Regions from separate parts of the Homo sapiens genome. Here region 2 is linked to region 1. A link is a loop called in an ENCODE intact Hi-C map of the cell type or tissue named here. Cell type or tissue: dorsolateral prefrontal cortex. All regions are shown on one strand.

Region 1 (8,000 bases):
TAAACCAACAAGACAAATGAACTGTGCTCCACAGTGGGATGCCAGGTGCAATTATTTGCGTGGCTGGTGGGTCTGGGGGAAAGGAACATGCTAACTTTGTCCCACAAGGATCCCTGTGAGTTGTGGCCCAATGCTCCCTGTTTGGACGCAACTTCCAGCAGTTGAGTAGTTGAGTGAGGGCTTGTTGACTGTAGGCTCAAGCTGACTTTGGCCCAACATCCAGCCAGAAATATTAACAGTCTAGTTCATACAACCTGCTGGGCGCGAGATCTCTATGTCCAAAATGGCCCTGCCTTAAACCAGGTCTAACCTTCCTTCCAAATTGAAAGAAAACTGAGGCATAAAATGTGTGATGGCCATAAGAGACACAACCTTTCTTTTTCCACTTGTGGCTTCCCCATTGGCTTCAATTCGTTGCCCCCTGTATCTTTTCTAGTGTTACGGAGGGATGGGCAGGTAAACTAAGTGACGTGGGTCAGGTTTACAGGGGCTTTGAGGAATTATGGTATGAATAACTTGACCAGAGTGGCAGCCACTAAGCTCTACACAAGTTGTTGCCAACAGGGGAATCAGGCCTGGTGTTACTATAGTTTTTTGTTGTTGTTGTTGTTTGAGATGGAGTTTCGCTCTTGTTGCCCAGGCTGGAGTGCAGTGGCACGATCTTGGCTCGCTGCAACCTCCACCTCCCAGGTTCAAGCGATTCTCCTGCCTCAGGCTCCTGAGTAGCTGGGATTACAGGTGCACGCCACCACATCCAGCTAATTTTTGTATTTTTAGTAGAGACGGGGTTTCAGCATGTTGGTCAGGCTGGTTTCGAACTCCTGACTTCGTGATCTGCCTGCTTCAGCCTCCCAAAGTGCTGGGATTACAGGCATAAACCACCACGCCCGGACTACTATAGTTTTTAAAATTATCTTTGAGGCTGGGTGTGATGGCTCATACCTGTAATCCCAGCATTTTGGGAGGCCAAGGCAGGTGGATCACTTGAGCTCAGAAGTTCAAGACCAGCCTGGGCAACATAGTGAGACCCTGTCTCTATAGTTTTTTTTTAAATAAGATTATTTTCAAGAGAAGCCAGGAAGCCAAATTTCTCATGAAATATCCACATTTTAAAAGCAGTGAACTAGTAGCCAGGCGTGATGGCTCACGCCTGTAATCCCAGCACTTTGGGAGGCCGAGGCGGGCAGATCACGAGGTCAGGAGTTCTAGACCAGCCTGGCCAACATAGTGAAACCCCATCTCTACTAAAAGTACAAAAATTAGCTGGGCATGGTGGTGTGGGTCTGCAGTCCCAGGTACTCAGGAGGCTGAGCCAGGAGAATCACTTGAACCCGGGAGGCAGAGGTTGTGGTGAGCCGAGGTCCCGCCACTGCACTCCAGCCTGGGCAACACAGCGAGACTCTGTCTTGAAAAAAAATAAAAAATAAAAGTAGTGAACTAGTTCAAATTTAAAACTGTGCAGGCCAAACAAAAAACACACCGTTGCAACCTCTGATACATATCGCATAGTGCTTTTTTCCCATCTCCTGTGATCCCCAGACAATCCTATAGGGCATATGCTATCATTAGTTTCATTTTACAGATGTCGAAACAAGTACAGAGCAAGCTAGTGGCTTGTGTGAGCACCAAGGTTGGAACTTGAATGAAGGCCTTCAAAACGCTTGTTTTTTCTCATTACCAATGCATGCTTGTAGAAATAACTTTTTTTAATCCCAGAGATAGTACACATTACAAAACATAATAAATTACAGAAAGGTAAAAAGAAAACGACCACAAGACCCAACATGCAAACAATAAGCACTACTTTATTTCTATTTTTATTTTTTTAGAGACAGGGTCTCACTATGTTGCCCAGGCTGGTCTCAAACTGTGGGTTTCAAGTAATCCTCCCACCTCAGCCTCCTAAGTCACTGGGATTACTGGCCTGAGCGACCATGCCCAGCTTATAAACATTATTAATTGCTGTATTTACTTCCGGAAATTTCTTTCCCCTATTCAACAAATGTTAAGCACTTACTATAGGTCAGCACCTGTGCGTGGCACTGGGCATGCTGCAGTGAACAAGACACTTTTTTTTTTTTGAGATGGAGTTTCGCTCTTGTTGCCCAGGCTGGAGTGCAATGGCGTGATCTTGACTCACTGCAACCTCTGCCTCCCGGGTTCGAGTGATTCTCCTGCCTCAGCCTCCCTAGTAGCTGGGATTACAGGCATGTACCACCACACCTGGCTAATTTTGTATTTTTAGTAGAGACAGGGTTTCTCCATGTTGGTCGGGCTGGTCTCAAACTCCCGACCTCAGGTGATCCGCCCGCCTTGGCCTCCCAAAGTGCTGGGATTACAGGCGTGAGCCACCGCGCCCGGCCAAGTCACATTTCTTGACCTCATAAGGCTTATAATCTAGTTCCTGTTCTGTGTTCTATTTCACTGGCGACCTAGGTGTTGATACCCAAAAGAGCTTCTTCAAGATCCCAAAGAGTAAATCAGATGATACTGCATTTCAGGTGGGTCCAAGACACCTGCCTACCCAGCCCTCAGTCCAATGCAGTCCCCAGAAACGAAATAAGAGGCCCAGATTCCTCGTGAAGGAGTTAAGAGGCAGAGAAGGATAGGGCTTGACAGTATCACCAAACTCTCACTTCAACTGGCAGGGGGCCTGGGTCTCAACCCTCCAGTCTTCAAGGAAAGGGGTCTGGAGGGGGCAAGTGGTACGTGGCGTCCAGGAAGATGACTAGGGTCCCAACGCTGGTGAAGATGATGAAAGTCCACAGGAAGAGGCGGTCCACTACCATGGCCACAAACTGCCAGTCCTCCTTCAGCTGTGGGTAGGCAAAGGAAACTTCCTGAGCTCTGGGCCCAGACCCCCAGGGAAACCCCCCCATTTCCCCGCCCGCTACCCGCTTGAGTCCTCCTACCACTGGTTTGAGGCAACAGCCGGCAGCGCCAACAGGAGAGCGAGACTGCAGGCAATGCATGGGCATAAAGAACCAGTAGGTAAGCAGGGGGTGGGACCAAATGAGGGAGAGGTCCAATCAGAAACGAAAGCGAGGCCGGGCGCGGTGGCTCACGCCTGTAATCCCAGCACTTTGGGAGGCCGAAGCGAGCGGATCACCTGAGGTCAGGAGTTTCAGACCAGCCTGGCCAACATGGTGAAGCCACGTCTCTACTAAAAATACAAAAATTAGCCAGGCGTGGTGGCGCGCCCCTGTCGTCCCAGCTACTCGGCAGGCTGAGGCAGGACAATCGCTTGAACCCGTAGGCGGAGGTTGCAGTGAGCCGAGATCGAGCCACTGCACTCCAGCCTGGGCGACAGAGCGAGACTCTGTCTCAAAAAAAAAAAAAAAAAAAAAAAGCCAAAAAAAAACCACACAAAAAAAACGAAAGCGAGTGCTGGTGCGGAATTTGGGGGTGGGGCCAAGGTCGCCTAGACCTGGCCTTGTTCCACCCCCGTTGGACATACCGCATCGTGGTCCTCCTGTTCCTGCAGCTGTCGAGCGATGTAGCTGATAGAGGAGACGACCTCCCGTAGCTCCGGAAGCAGGGCCACAGCCCGGTTTGGACCATCGATAAATCGCCGCAGATCAGGGGCAGACAGTTCAGGCTGGAACCTGGAAGAGGAGTGACTGGCCACGCCCAAACGCAAAGACAGCCAGTGCCGGCGACCCAGGCCCCGCTCCAGCTGCCTCCAACAACTTGCCAGTTCTCAAAACCCGAGAGCCCATCATGCTTTTCCCTCCAGCAGTGATCTCTCTAGCCTTGTGCAACTTCTTCCACCGCCTCTGTTTTAGTTCCCACCTCCCCTCAAAGTGAGCAGCAGGAGTACTACAACTCCCATGATGCTCAACCACAGCGTCTTCCGAGAGCATGGGCCGCTTCTTCCGCACACTCTTCTGGGAACTGTAGTTCTCCCTCTCCCTCTTATGTGGGTAACGGGCGTAGTCCTACCTATTGGGTTTGGGGAAGAGAAAATCACTTGGCGGCTTCCGGATGAAATATTCATCTGTTCCCCGACCCCAGCCACTTCCTGGAGAAGAACAGTGAGGGGGCTCCGGCATCAGGTCTCTCTCGGGTTTGGGCCTTTTTAGACGCAGGTACAGCGGAAGTTTGTGAATGAAGATCTGCAGAGTAGAAGAGGCGTATTGGTGGGGGCTTTCATGCTTTCAGACCAGAAGGGAAACAGCCAACCACCCCACTCCACATGCCCATTCCCGCGCGTGAGTATGTGCGTGCATATTCTTCCACAAACGAGCTACACAAGGAAATGCAGCCACACAGACCTAAGAGCTCTTTAGTGGGTTGGGCCTGTCGCGGTGGCTCACGCCTGTAATCGCAGCACTTTGGGAAGCCAAGGCAGGTGGATCACCTGAGGTCAGGAGTTCAAGACCAGCCTGGCCAACATGGTGAAACCCTCTCTCTACTAAAAATACAAAAATTAGCTGGGCGTGGTGGCGGGTGCCTGTAATCCCAGCTACTTGGGAGGCTCAGGCAGGAGAATCGCTGGAACCTGGGAGGTGAAGGTTGCAGTGAGCTGAGATTGTGCCATTGCACTCCAGCCTGGCCACAAGAACAAAACTCCATCTCAAAAAAAAAAAAAAAAAAAAAAAAAAGCTATTTAGTGGGTTGGGAGGTATCCCAACTGGAAAGAGAGGGCTTCCAATCTGATAGTACCTAACCCTAAGAATATTTCCCTGGGACCCGAGATGGGCAGTATTGATGAAGAGAGTATGGGATCTGTGAAATGATAATGATGGGGGCTAGCTTAACTGTGCAACATTTCAACACTCAACAAGCTTGGACACTTCAACACTCTGCCACATAGCTATAGTTCTCCCTATGGTCTGTAAAAGGAAAATTGGGGTTGGAGGAGGAGATCTTTCTTACCTGACGGACCCAAAGGGGCATTTGGTGGGTGTGGGGTGAGCGGTGGTGCAGGTTGAGAACCACGACACTAAGGATGACTGAGAAGGTGACGAGGACCATGGTAAACATGAGGTACTTGATAATAATGGGTACTGATAGTGAGGTCTCAGGTACTTTGTCAGCCAGCAGCAGCAGGAACACAGTAAGGGTCAGCAGGGCAAAGATTGAGAGCCCCATCTTCTCTCCTTGGAGGGCAGAGGGGAAGAGAGAAGGATTAGACTTGCCTGAAGGAAAGCTCTATGGCATAATCAGTGACCATGTTTCCAGGCCATTCAAAGACAGATTTCTACAGCCAGGCACAGTGGTTCACACCTGTAGTCCTGGCACTTTGGGAGGCCAAGGTGGGAGGATTGCTTGAGCCCAGGAGTTTCAGACCAGCCTGAGCAACATAGGGAGACCTCTTTTCTACAAAAACAAATTTGAGGCTGGGTCTTGCTCTGTCACCCAGGCTGGAGTGCAGTGGCATGATAATGGCTCATTGAAACCTCCACTTCCCAGGCTCAAGTGGTCTTCCCACCTCGGCCTCCTGAGTAGCTGGGACTACAGGTGCACGCCACCATGCCCAGCTAATTTTTGTACTTTTTGTAGAGACAGGATTTCACCATGTTACCCAGGCTGGTCTCAAACTCCTGAGCTCAAGTGATCCACCCACCTTGGCCTCCCAAACTGTTGGGATTACAGGCGTGAGCCACTTTGCCCAACCTCTACAAAAAGAAAAAAAAAAAAATTAGCCAGGCACAATGGCGCATGCTTGTGGTCCCAACTATTTGAGAGGCTGAGTTGGGAGGACTGCTTGAGTGTGGAAGATGGAGGCTGCAGTGAGCTGTGATGGCACCACTGCCTTCCAGCCTGAGCAACAGAGCAAAACTCCATCATAAAAAAAAAAAAAAAAAAAAAAAGACAGGCTTTTGGAAGGGCCATCTGCATGTAAATCATTCCTACATTTGTATGTCCACCCTGGACTTCTCCCCTGAATGCCAGATATATATCCATCTGCCTACTCAACCTCTCTTGGATAGTTGGATGTCTAATAAATATTTCAAGCTTAACATGTCCAAAACTGAGCCGGGTACAGTGGCTCACACCCGTAATCCCAGCACTTTGCGAGGCCGAGGCAGGCGAATCACCTGAGGTCAGGGGTTCGAGACCAGCCTGGCCAACATAGTGAAACCCCATCTCTACTAAAAATACAAAAAATTAGCTGGGCATGGTGGTGGGTGCCTGTAGTCCCAGCTACTAGGGAGGCTGAGGCAGGAGAATCACTCGAACCCAGGAGGCAGAGGTTGCAGTGAGTCGAGATCGTGCCATTGCACTCCAGCCTGGGCATCAAGAGCAAAACTCCATCTCAAAAAACAAAAGCAGAAACAAAATAAAACAAAATGTCCAAAACTAAATTATCTTACTACCAAAGCTACTCCTCTGATAGTCTTCCCTATCTCTTATGTATTTATTTATTTTTAGACAGACTCTCACTCTGTCACCCAGGCTGGAGTTTAGTGGCGTGATTGCAGCTCACTGCAACCTCTGCCTCTTGGGTTCAAGCAGTTCTCCTGTCTTAGCCTCCCGAGCAGCTGGGATTACAGGTGCATGGCACCACACTTGGCTAACTTTTTGTATTTTTAGTAGAGACAGGGTTTCACCATGTTGGCCAGGCTGGTCTTGAACTCCTGACCTTAAGGGATCTGCCCACCTTAGCCTCCCAAAGTGCTGGGATTACAGGCGTGAGCCACCACGCCTGGCCTATACCTACGTTTAATTGCATGCAGATTAAGCAACGGATTAGGCAGAAATTTCTAGGGAAAGGGCAGTAACTTCTGTGTCATCAGGTGATTGCCAAAGGGGTGGTAACTCCCAGGTGTTTCCATGGCAATGGTAAACTGACATGGCACACTCGTGAGTATGTCTTATGGAAAGCTGCATCTGCCCTGTTCCTGTTCTAGCTGGTCCTCAATTTGGTCTGGAGTCGAGTCCCACCTCCTACATCACCACCTTGCTCTAAAGCACATTACCTTAGGTCTGAATTATTGTAAAGCCCTCCTAACTGGTCTCTTTGCTCCATCCTTTTCTCCCATGCTGACTGTTCTCAACCGAGCAGCCAGACTGATTTTGTTAAAATATAAATCAAGCTGGGTGCGGTGGCTCATGCCTGTAATCCTAGCATTTTGGGAGGCTGAGGCGGTCAGATCACCTGAGGTCAGAAGTTCGAGACCAGCCTGGCCAACATAGCGAAACCCCATCTCTACTTAAATTACAAAAAATTTAGCTGGGCATCGTGGTGTGTGACTGGAATCCCAGCTACTCGGGAGGCTGAGGCAGAATAATCGCTTGAACCCGGGAGGCGGAGGTTGCAGTGAGCCAAGATCGTGCCACTGCACTCCAGCCTGGGTGACAGACAGGGACTGTATCTAAAAAAAAAAAAAAAAAGAAAAAGGAAAGAAAGAAATAGAATCAGATCATATTATTCCTCTTTCCAGAACCTTCCAGTGGCTCCCCCTCTCCTGCATGAAAGCAGGGGTTGAGGGGGCTTCCAGGGCTGGGGTGGCCCTCTAGGACAGCCTGGTGTGGGTGGCGGCGGGGCTGTGGCCTCAGTGGCCCTGACTGCTGAGCATGTAGCTGAGCTTGCTGGAGTGAGGACGTCCTTGGGTGGGGGCATGGAGGACGGGCCCTGGAAGCTGCTCCAGGCCCTGGAGGGCCCAAGATTAAACAGCACCTGGCAAGAGAACCTTGCATAGCTGTCTCCAGGTTGGACAGGTGGGGCTTCAGGCCTGGAGATAAGGGCACACCAGGCCATGGTGTCCTGGACCAGAGAGCCCTGGACACCTGGGCTGCACCTGGCAGAGCTGTGCATGTGGCCTTCCTGGGCTCTTGGTGGCCGAAAGACCAACGTTAAAAAACATAACAGGCTGGGCGGGGTGGCTTACACCTGTAATCCCAGCACTGTGGGAGGCCAAGGCGGGTGGATCATTTTAGGTCAGGAGTTTGAGACTAGCCTGGCCAACATGGAGAAATCCCATCTCTACTAAAAATAGAAAAATTACTCAGGCATGGTGGCTCATGTCTGTAATCCCGGCTACCGGGGAGGG
Region 2 (8,000 bases), 57 kb before region 1:
TTTCTTGAAGAGGTCGGCATTTTAATCGGTAGACTGAGTAAGGTTCTCTTGCACCGCCATAGGTGGGCATTGTCCAATCAAGTGAGGGCTTGGAAAGAACAAAAAGGTAGAGGAAGGGTGAGTCCTCTCCTTGAGCTCAGACATCCAACTTCTCCTGCCTTTGGACCTAGAAGCTCCCAATTCTTGGGTCTTTAGACTCCAGGACTTACACCAGCGCCACCACTGCCACCACTGCCACCACCACCCCACCTCCAGTTCTCAGGCCTTTGGACTCAAGACTGAATTACACCACCAGCTTCCTGGTTCTCCAGATTACAGATGGCAGATTGTGAAACTTCTTGGTCCCTGTAATCGTTTGAGCGAATTCCCATGACAAAACCCCTCATTTTTGCTGTGGGGAAGCTCAAGTAAATAGAAAAAAATATATATGTATATATATAATCACATATAAAAGTAATGTGATTATTAGCACAGGAAGATATATATCTCTCCCAATGGTTCTGCTTCTCTGGAGAACTCCAATATACACACCAAAGCTAAACTGTCAAAAACCAAAGAACCAGAGATAAAAAGAAAATCTTGAAAGCATTTAGAGAAAAATAACACAAGAAATATGATCCCAAAGACTGTGAACTTCTCACTAGAAACTGTGAGGGCCGGAAGATAGGACATCTTAGGGACTTCCCTTTCAGAAGCCCCTCTCCCCCACAAGAGAGCGAGCTGTTCTCTTTTCTCTATCTTTTGCATATTAAACCTCTGCTCCTAAAAAAAAAAAAAAAAGTGCTAAAAACAAAAAATGAATCTGTCACACCAGAATCCTATCTCTAGCAAAGATATTCTTTAGGAATGAAGGCAAAATAGACATTTCTAGATAACAGGCCAGGTGCAGTGGCTCATGCCTGTAATCCCAGCACTTTGGGAGGCCAAAGTGGACAGATCACCTGAAATCAGGAGTTTGAGACCAGCCTGGCCAACACTGTGAAATCCCTTCTCTATTAAAAATACCAAAGTAGCTGGGCATGGTGACGGACATCTGCAATCGCAGCTACTTGGAAGGCTGAGGCAGTGAGAATTGCTTGAACCCAAGAGGCAGAGGTTGTAGTGAGCCGAGACTGCGCCACTGCACTCCAGCCTGGGCAACAGAGCGAGACTGTCTCAAAAAAATAAAATAAAAATAAAAATACCTCAAGTAAATCAGAAATGACTTGCAGAGGATGTAGAACATTGATACCACATTAAGGTGCTAATGAAAGGGGGAAAAATAGCCGGCTAAAACTAGCGTATTACCCCCAAGTCCTTTTACTTCAGCTTCTGTATTACAACATCTATATAATCTTTTCATTCTTGGTTTGAGGCCAAAATCAAAGTACATTTTTGTTCACTTGTTAGTGACTCAAGAAAAGTATAGGAAAAAATACCAAAGAAAGTATGCCTCCTAGTGGTGGGATTATGGGTGATCATTTTTCTCCCTCTGCATTATACTTTTCTACACTTTTCCAAATTATTTATGACAATCAGTAAAACAAGTTAAAAAGCTGTTATGGTCAATATCACCTTAATAGAGGACAAGAGCTGCATCTGTTGTGACTATAACAAACTCAGTACAGAGCAGTGCCTGGCACAGAGCAGGGGCTGTGTGTGGGCTGACTGTAAGGTACCCTCCCATTTTCCTGGTCCCCTCCCCCTAACAGATCAAGCAGCAGCCCAGGCAGGAGGCAGGGGCCTGGGGGTCTCCTGAACCCCAATGAAGCACTCGATGTACATACTTTTGGTCAAAATTAGTAAACTTTATTTAAACTTCAAAAAAATAAAATAACAGACAAAAGGCAGCTTTAGCTTTGTTCTTCCCGAGGATCAGCTGTAACCACTCACAGCAGGAACTACCCCTAAGTTAAAATACCCTTTACCCGCCCCGCATCAAGCCACAGGCAAGGAAGGATCTTCAATTTGGGGACAGGCAGGGGGTGGGTGGGGTAGGAGTGAGAACACCACTGGGCCAGTGAGTTCTAACAGCACAAGTGGAGAACAAGACAAGAGTCTGCATCAGAAACGGGATCCAGAAGTTCACCGGGAGCTCTGCCACAAGGCATTTATGTACAACGGAGCTGGGCTGGGGGTGACGCCCCGTGAGGGAGGCAAGAACTGCACAGCAGCACGGGCAAGCTGCCCTGGGCCCTAGCCCGCTGCCGCACCCCACGTGCCCTCAGTTCTCCTCGTCACTGTCATCCGGGCTGATAGCCGGGCTTGTGAGACTGTAGGTGGGGCTGGTGGGCGAGTAACCAGGGGAAGTGGGAGAGTAGGTTGAGCCTTTGGGGGAGGTGGGCGAGTAGGTGGGGCTGGTGGGCGAGTACTTGGGGGAAGTGGGCGAGTAAGTGGGGCTAGTAGGTGAGTACTTGGGAGAGGTTGGGGTGTAGACTGGAGAGGTTGGGGAATAAGTAGGAGATGTTGGGGAGTATTTTGGGGTGGTGGGTGAATAGGTGGGACTGGTAGGCGAGTACTTGGGAGAGGTGGGTGAATATTTGGGACTGGTAGGTGAGTACTTGGGAGAGGTTGGGGTATACTCTGGGGAGCTGGGACTGTAAGAAGGACTGGTTGGGGTGTACTTGTGGGTGAGGTTGGGCTGTAGCTGGGCGAGCTGGGGCTGTAGCTGGGTGAGCTTGGGGTATAGGTTGGAGACTGTGGTGTGTATCGTGGGCTGGAAGGGGAGTAACTTGGTGAGGTCGGGGAATAGCTGGGTGATGTTGGAGAGTAGCTTGGAGAGGTTGGGCTGTAGTTAGGGCTGGTAGGTGTGTAGTTGGGACTAGTAGGTGAATAGCTGGGTGATGTCGGGCTGTAGCTGGGTGATGTTGGGGTGTAATTGGGACTGGTTGGAGAATAGTTCGGGCTGGTGGGTGAGTAACTTGGGGAAGTGGGTGAGTAGCTGGGGGAGGTGGGTGAATAGCTTGGAGAGGTAGGTGAGTAGCTGGGAGAAGTGGGAGAATAGCTGGGTGAAGTTGGCGAGTAGCTGGGAGATGTCGGCGAGTAGCTGGGAGACGTTGGCGAGTAGCTAGGGGAAGTGGGCGAGTAGCTAGGGGAAGTGGGTGAGTAGCTGGGAGAGGTGGGCGAGTAGCTGGGAGAGGTGGGCGAGTAGCTGGGAGAGGTGGGTGAGTAGCTGGGAGAGGTCGGTGAGTAGCTGGGTGACGTTGGCGAATAGCTGGGTGATGTGGGACTATAGTTGGGACTGGTTGGAGAATAGGATGGAGAGGTAGGGGAGTAGGAGGGTGAAGTGGGGGAATAAGAGGGACTCTGGGGTGTGTAGCCCCCAGGAGAGCGGGGCTCGTAGGCAGGTGACGTTGGCGAGTAGCTGGGAGACATGGCACCACCTGTGGGGAAGCAGCCAACAAAGGAGATGAGCAATGGACAGACTCACCCAGAACTGTGGAGGAAACAAACCTGGCCTGACAGATGGCGACAACTCACCTGGTGAAGGGATGTAGGGGCTTGAGGGACCTGGGGACCCCGGGGAGCCCGGTGTGGGAGACCAGGCAGGGGAGTAACCTGGGCTGAAGCCGCTGGCATCTGACGCAGCACTGGGAGAGAAGCCGGCTGCCCCTGGGGTCATTCCACTCCCTATAGAGTGAGAGAAGCAAGTTAAGGCCAGAGCGGGAGACCAAAGGCCCCCAATTCTCCCTGCCCCACCTTTCACTAGCCCTCTGCGGCCTTCAGAGTTCCAACAATGGCTACCGTTCACGATCCCAGCTTATCCACCTCTGAACCACCTGGAGGGCCCTCTTCCTGGATCAGGTTACTCACCAACACTGGGGGACCAGGCGCCATAGGCAGGGGTTGCACCCTGGTTCCAAGGTGTCATGGCAGGAGAGATTCCACCCATGGGACTGGGTGCTGAACCAAAGAACATGCCGGTGGCTGCAAAGAGGAACACAGGAAATCGTGAGGAGCAAGAACAGCAATCATGGACTGGTGACACCCTTGCACCCATGGCCTGCCCCCCCGCCTCGCCGACGCAAGCAGGTACCGCAGCTGGGGCCTCATACTCACGTCCAGCAGCCCCCAGGCCGGGGATATTGGTGGGGATCTCCATGCCATACTTGCACTTCTCTGCATCAAGCAGGAGGTCAAAGCAGCCAGTGCCGGCCGGAGCCAGCTGGCCCAGCATGATATTCTCAGAGACCCCCTTCATGGGGTCACTCTCACCGTGTGCGGCTGCTTCCATAAGCACGTCCACCTGAACAGAGCAGACCGGCCCCATGAGACCCCTCCACACACAGCACCTGACTGTCCCATCACCACAGCCCAGCTGCCCAAAGTGTGTGCCCTTCTTCTCACACTACTCCCTCCTTCTGCCCTATTCAGAAATTCCACTGTTACCGTTTCCTCAAAGGAACACTTCATGAGTGGTCCTGTGTCCTGGCGGTTGACTCCGTGTCGGGTGATGGCCATCAAGTGGCCACGACAGGTCATGGTATCACACAAGAGAGCCAAGTGTCGGTAATTGACATAGGAGCCATCAAAGGAGATGACGTGGTACAGCTCCCGCTCCAGGGCCTTCCGCACGGCTTCAATGCCCAGCACCTGGCACAGGGGAGGGAAGTGGAGGGGAGGGCCAGGACTGAGCAACTCTGCTCTCTTCCCTGCTTCTGTCGCCACCCAGATCCAGGGAGGGTGTCAGGAGCCAGGATATCCCACACTCAGAAATGGAATCAGGCAGAAAAAGTCCTGAGTGGACAGCACAGAATGAGGGGCCTGAGAGCCAGAGATCCACGAAAGGCAGCTAGGCAGCACACACGGGCTCACCGTGAAGATCTCCACAATGTCATTGGACGTGGTGCGTACGGGGTCCACGTCCTTCTCACTCAGCACCCGCATCAAGCTCACGCCGTCCGTCTCCAGGATCCACTCCTGCAGGGCCTTGAATTCCCCATCCTCCGTGATGATGATCTTCTTCTTGTTGTCTGTCTGTGGCAAGTGCATGTACACCTGTGGGAAGACAGCGTGCTCAGAGTAGGCAGGGAGGGGAGTGTGGGAGTGGGAGGAGGAAGGCGGTGGCAGAGGGGATGGCTGACCTTGCTGATCTGCTCGATGCCCTGCAGGGTCATATCTGTCAGCATGTTGGACTCGATGCAGCGCAGGAAGACATCATCATCCATCTTGTCCACCACCTCTTCCTCCTGCAGTGAGAGTGAGGTCAGCACTTGGCATCCTCTGGTCTCTTCCCCAGCTCTCGCCTCCAACTACAGCCTCTTTGAGGGCCAAACGAGTCAGTCACCAGGCTCTGCCCCTCACAGTTCCAGTGAGACTTTTTTTTTTTTTTTTTTGAGGTGGAGTCTCGCTGTTATCAGCCTGGGCTGGAGTGCAATGCCACGATCTCAGCTCACTGCAACCTCTACCTCCCATGTTCCTGCAATTCTCCAGTGAGACTTTTAATCCTGATTTTACAATATTAAAAGAAGCCTAAGGAAAGGCACCCAAATCCCACCACCCCGTCACAACTTCCACTCTTGTGCAGTCCTGCGCCTAGCGAGAGGCGGGCTCCACGTACATGTCATATCCTCCCAACTGCTGTACCCGAGCACACACCATTCCCTGCTCTGGCACTTCACTGTGTGTTCATCTAGGCTGCTGCTGGCATGACAGTGATCACTTCTAATGGCCATATACTGTATTCCATCAAGACCTATCAATGCTTTTATAACTGTTCTCTGACAGCAGTTCAGCAGTTAGTGAGTTCTTCAGTTTTTTGTTTTTGTTTTTTTAGAGATGGAGTTTCGCTTATTGCCCAGGCTGGAGTGCAATGGTGTGATCTTGCCTCACCACAACCTCTGCCTCCCATGTTCAAGCATTTCTCCTGCCTCAGCCTCCTGAGTAACTGAGATTACAGGCATGCGCCACCACGCCCGGCTCATTTTGTATTTTTAGTAGAGACGGGGTTTCTCCATGTCGGTCAGGCTGGTCTCGAACTCCCGACCTCAGGTAATCTGCCCGCCTTGGCCTCCCAAAGTGCTGGGATTACAAGTGTGAGCCACCATGCCCAGCCTGAGTTCTTCAGTTTTTATTACTAAAGCACCAGGTACCAACATGTGCCAAACAAGTATCTCAGGAGCCATGCCCAGGAGTGAAGTCACTGATCCAGCCTTTTCATGGGTCTTGTTATGGCTGTCACACGACTTCCCCTAGGACATAGCAATGCCTACTGCCCAACCTGCCCCCAAGTCTGGCCCCTGCCTCAGGGGTGGGGCTTGTATTCCCTAAGCAAAGCAAGCTGCAGGAGCCTTGGGGGAGGAGAGCCAAGTGACAGCGTGACAGGGAGGCACTCCTATCTCCTATTTCAACACCACCTGTTTTATCTACTCGGCCGGTGCTGTGGATTTTGAAAATCGTTGCTAATCACCATTCCCTATCCCTAAATTAGGTGGGTATGACTGGCCCCTCAATGTTTTTTTTATTTTTTGAGATAGTTTCACTCTTGTTGCCTCAGCCTCCCAAGTAGCTAGGATTACAGGCACATACCACCATGCCCGGCTAATTTTTATTTTTAGTAGAGACGGGGTTACTCCATGTTGGTCAGGCTGGTCTCGAACTCCTGAGCTCAGGTGATCCACCCGCCTCAGCCTCCCAAAGTGCTGGGATTACAGGCGTGAGCCACCGCGCCTGGCCGCCCCTCAATGTTGATTGCATCTTCTTTTCTTTGGTCTCTAACGTGATTCATGCGTTTTATACATGTGACACGCTGACTTCTAGGACCCCCATTACCTCTTGCATCTTGTTCTCATCGCTGTTCATGATGCGAATACGGAGCACCAGCTTCTCTGCATTGTCATCATTAAAGATGCAGTTCAAGTCGTCACCAAAACCTGGTGGGGTGAGGAGCCATGAGAAAGGCTGCAGCTAAGGGGACTGGCCCCAGCCACTGTCCACTCGCAGCTCTCTCTGAGCAAGGCTCTCTTTTGGCTCCCCGCTCCTCACAGAAACTTTCTTTTCATAGAACCCCCTGGAAAGGGGAAGGGAGAACATTCAGAAGAGAAAGGGAGTGCAGAGGGGACCTGGAGAGTTGGAGGATGCCTCGGAGGGGCGGAACTGGTACATGCATGGGGGTGAGGGTGGGTAGCTCTTTGGGGGCTCAAGTGCGGTGAACACGATAGGTGGTAGCCCAGAGAGCGGGGCTCCTGAGCCAGGCCAGCCCTCCTAGGCTTACCAGCATTGATCTTTTCAGCAATCTGCTCCATGGTGAGCTTCCGGTCAGTCATGTGCTTCCGATCCAGCTCCACCCGCAACAGCCAGGGGGAGATTCGGGCCACATCAAAGTCAGGCATTTCATAGTAGACATTCACCCATTCCTGATCCTCTGCCACCACCGTGCTCTGGGGGTTGGGGTCATAGTAGATGGCTGTGTTGGCAGTCACCTTCCTCAACGTTGTATGCTCCAGACGGCACAGAATATCCTGGGAAGAGACAGAAGTCCATGACACAGGGAACTGAGTAGCTCTAAACGTCTCTTCTAACCCTCCTTATCAAGGGAATCCAAAACCCTTTATTCAAGGGGAAAAGTTCTCCTTTTTTTTCTTTTTTTCTTTCAGATGGAATCTCGCTCTTGTTGCCCAGGCTGGAGTGCAGTGGCACAATCTCGGCTCACTGCAACCTCTGCCCCCCAGGTTCAAGCGATTCTCCTGTCTCAGCCCCAACTAGCAGCTGGGATTACAGGCACACACGACCATGCCCGGCTAATTTTTCTATTTTTAGTAGAGATGGGGTTTCACCACCTTGGCCAGGTTAGTCTTGAACTCCTGACCTCAGGTGATCCACCTGCCTTGGCCTCCCAAAGTGCTGGGATTACAGACATGAGCCACCATACCCAGTTGAGTTCTCCTTCTTTTCTTCCGGCCAAAAAGCCCAGCAGTCCTGATCCCTACCTTGGCTCTCTCAGCATCTCGAGCGGACTGGCCCAACAGGAAGACAGTAAGCGAAGGAGTCTTTGGCTTCTTGGAAATGTTGATGAGCTCCTT

What was found. Peaks named below come from ENCODE experiments on the same cell type or tissue, not always from the same donor. Only the 100,000 strongest peaks of a DNase experiment are listed, where the experiment ranks them.
Region 2: a loop joins it to region 1, with 6 times the contacts of the local background. A loop is called at or near these places in 2 of 110 quality-filtered maps.

What each region holds. Positions count from the first base shown.
Region 1 is chr17:7,451,399-7,459,398 of GRCh38, reverse strand. It overlaps CHRNB1 (cholinergic receptor nicotinic beta 1 subunit), which reads right to left. Exons shown (of 11, transcript NM_000747.3): 8 at 4,879-5,102; 9 at 3,943-4,115; 10 at 3,458-3,605; 11 at 1,689-2,816. The coding sequence ends at 2,676. It overlaps ZBTB4 (zinc finger and BTB domain containing 4), which reads left to right. Exons shown (of 4, transcript NM_001128833.2): 4 at 1-21. Among named protein-coding and RNA genes, the nearest start is that of CHRNB1, 10 kb to the right of the region's middle. RefSeq lists enhancers at 3,360-3,519, 3,600-3,679, 3,207-3,708. In dorsolateral prefrontal cortex, no CTCF peak of the experiment used is centred here; DNase peaks (open chromatin) are centred at 3,018 and 3,848; H3K4me3 peaks cover 1,881 bases; H3K27ac peaks cover 2,156 bases.
Region 2 is chr17:7,508,383-7,516,382 of GRCh38, reverse strand. It overlaps POLR2A (RNA polymerase II subunit A), which reads right to left. Exons shown (of 30, transcript NM_000937.5): 20 at 7,908-8,000; 21 at 7,193-7,439; 22 at 6,751-6,851; 23 at 5,064-5,168; 24 at 4,795-4,977; 25 at 4,369-4,572; 26 at 4,039-4,225; 27 at 3,793-3,906; 28 at 3,460-3,609; 29 at 2,607-3,362; 30 at 1,767-2,604. The coding sequence ends at 2,204. Among named protein-coding and RNA genes, the nearest start is that of POLR2A, 28 kb to the right of the region's middle. RefSeq lists an enhancer at 3,917-5,116. In dorsolateral prefrontal cortex, CTCF peaks have their summits at 1,214 and 1,427 (motif pointing left); a DNase peak (open chromatin) is centred at 4,096; H3K27ac peaks cover 1,483 bases.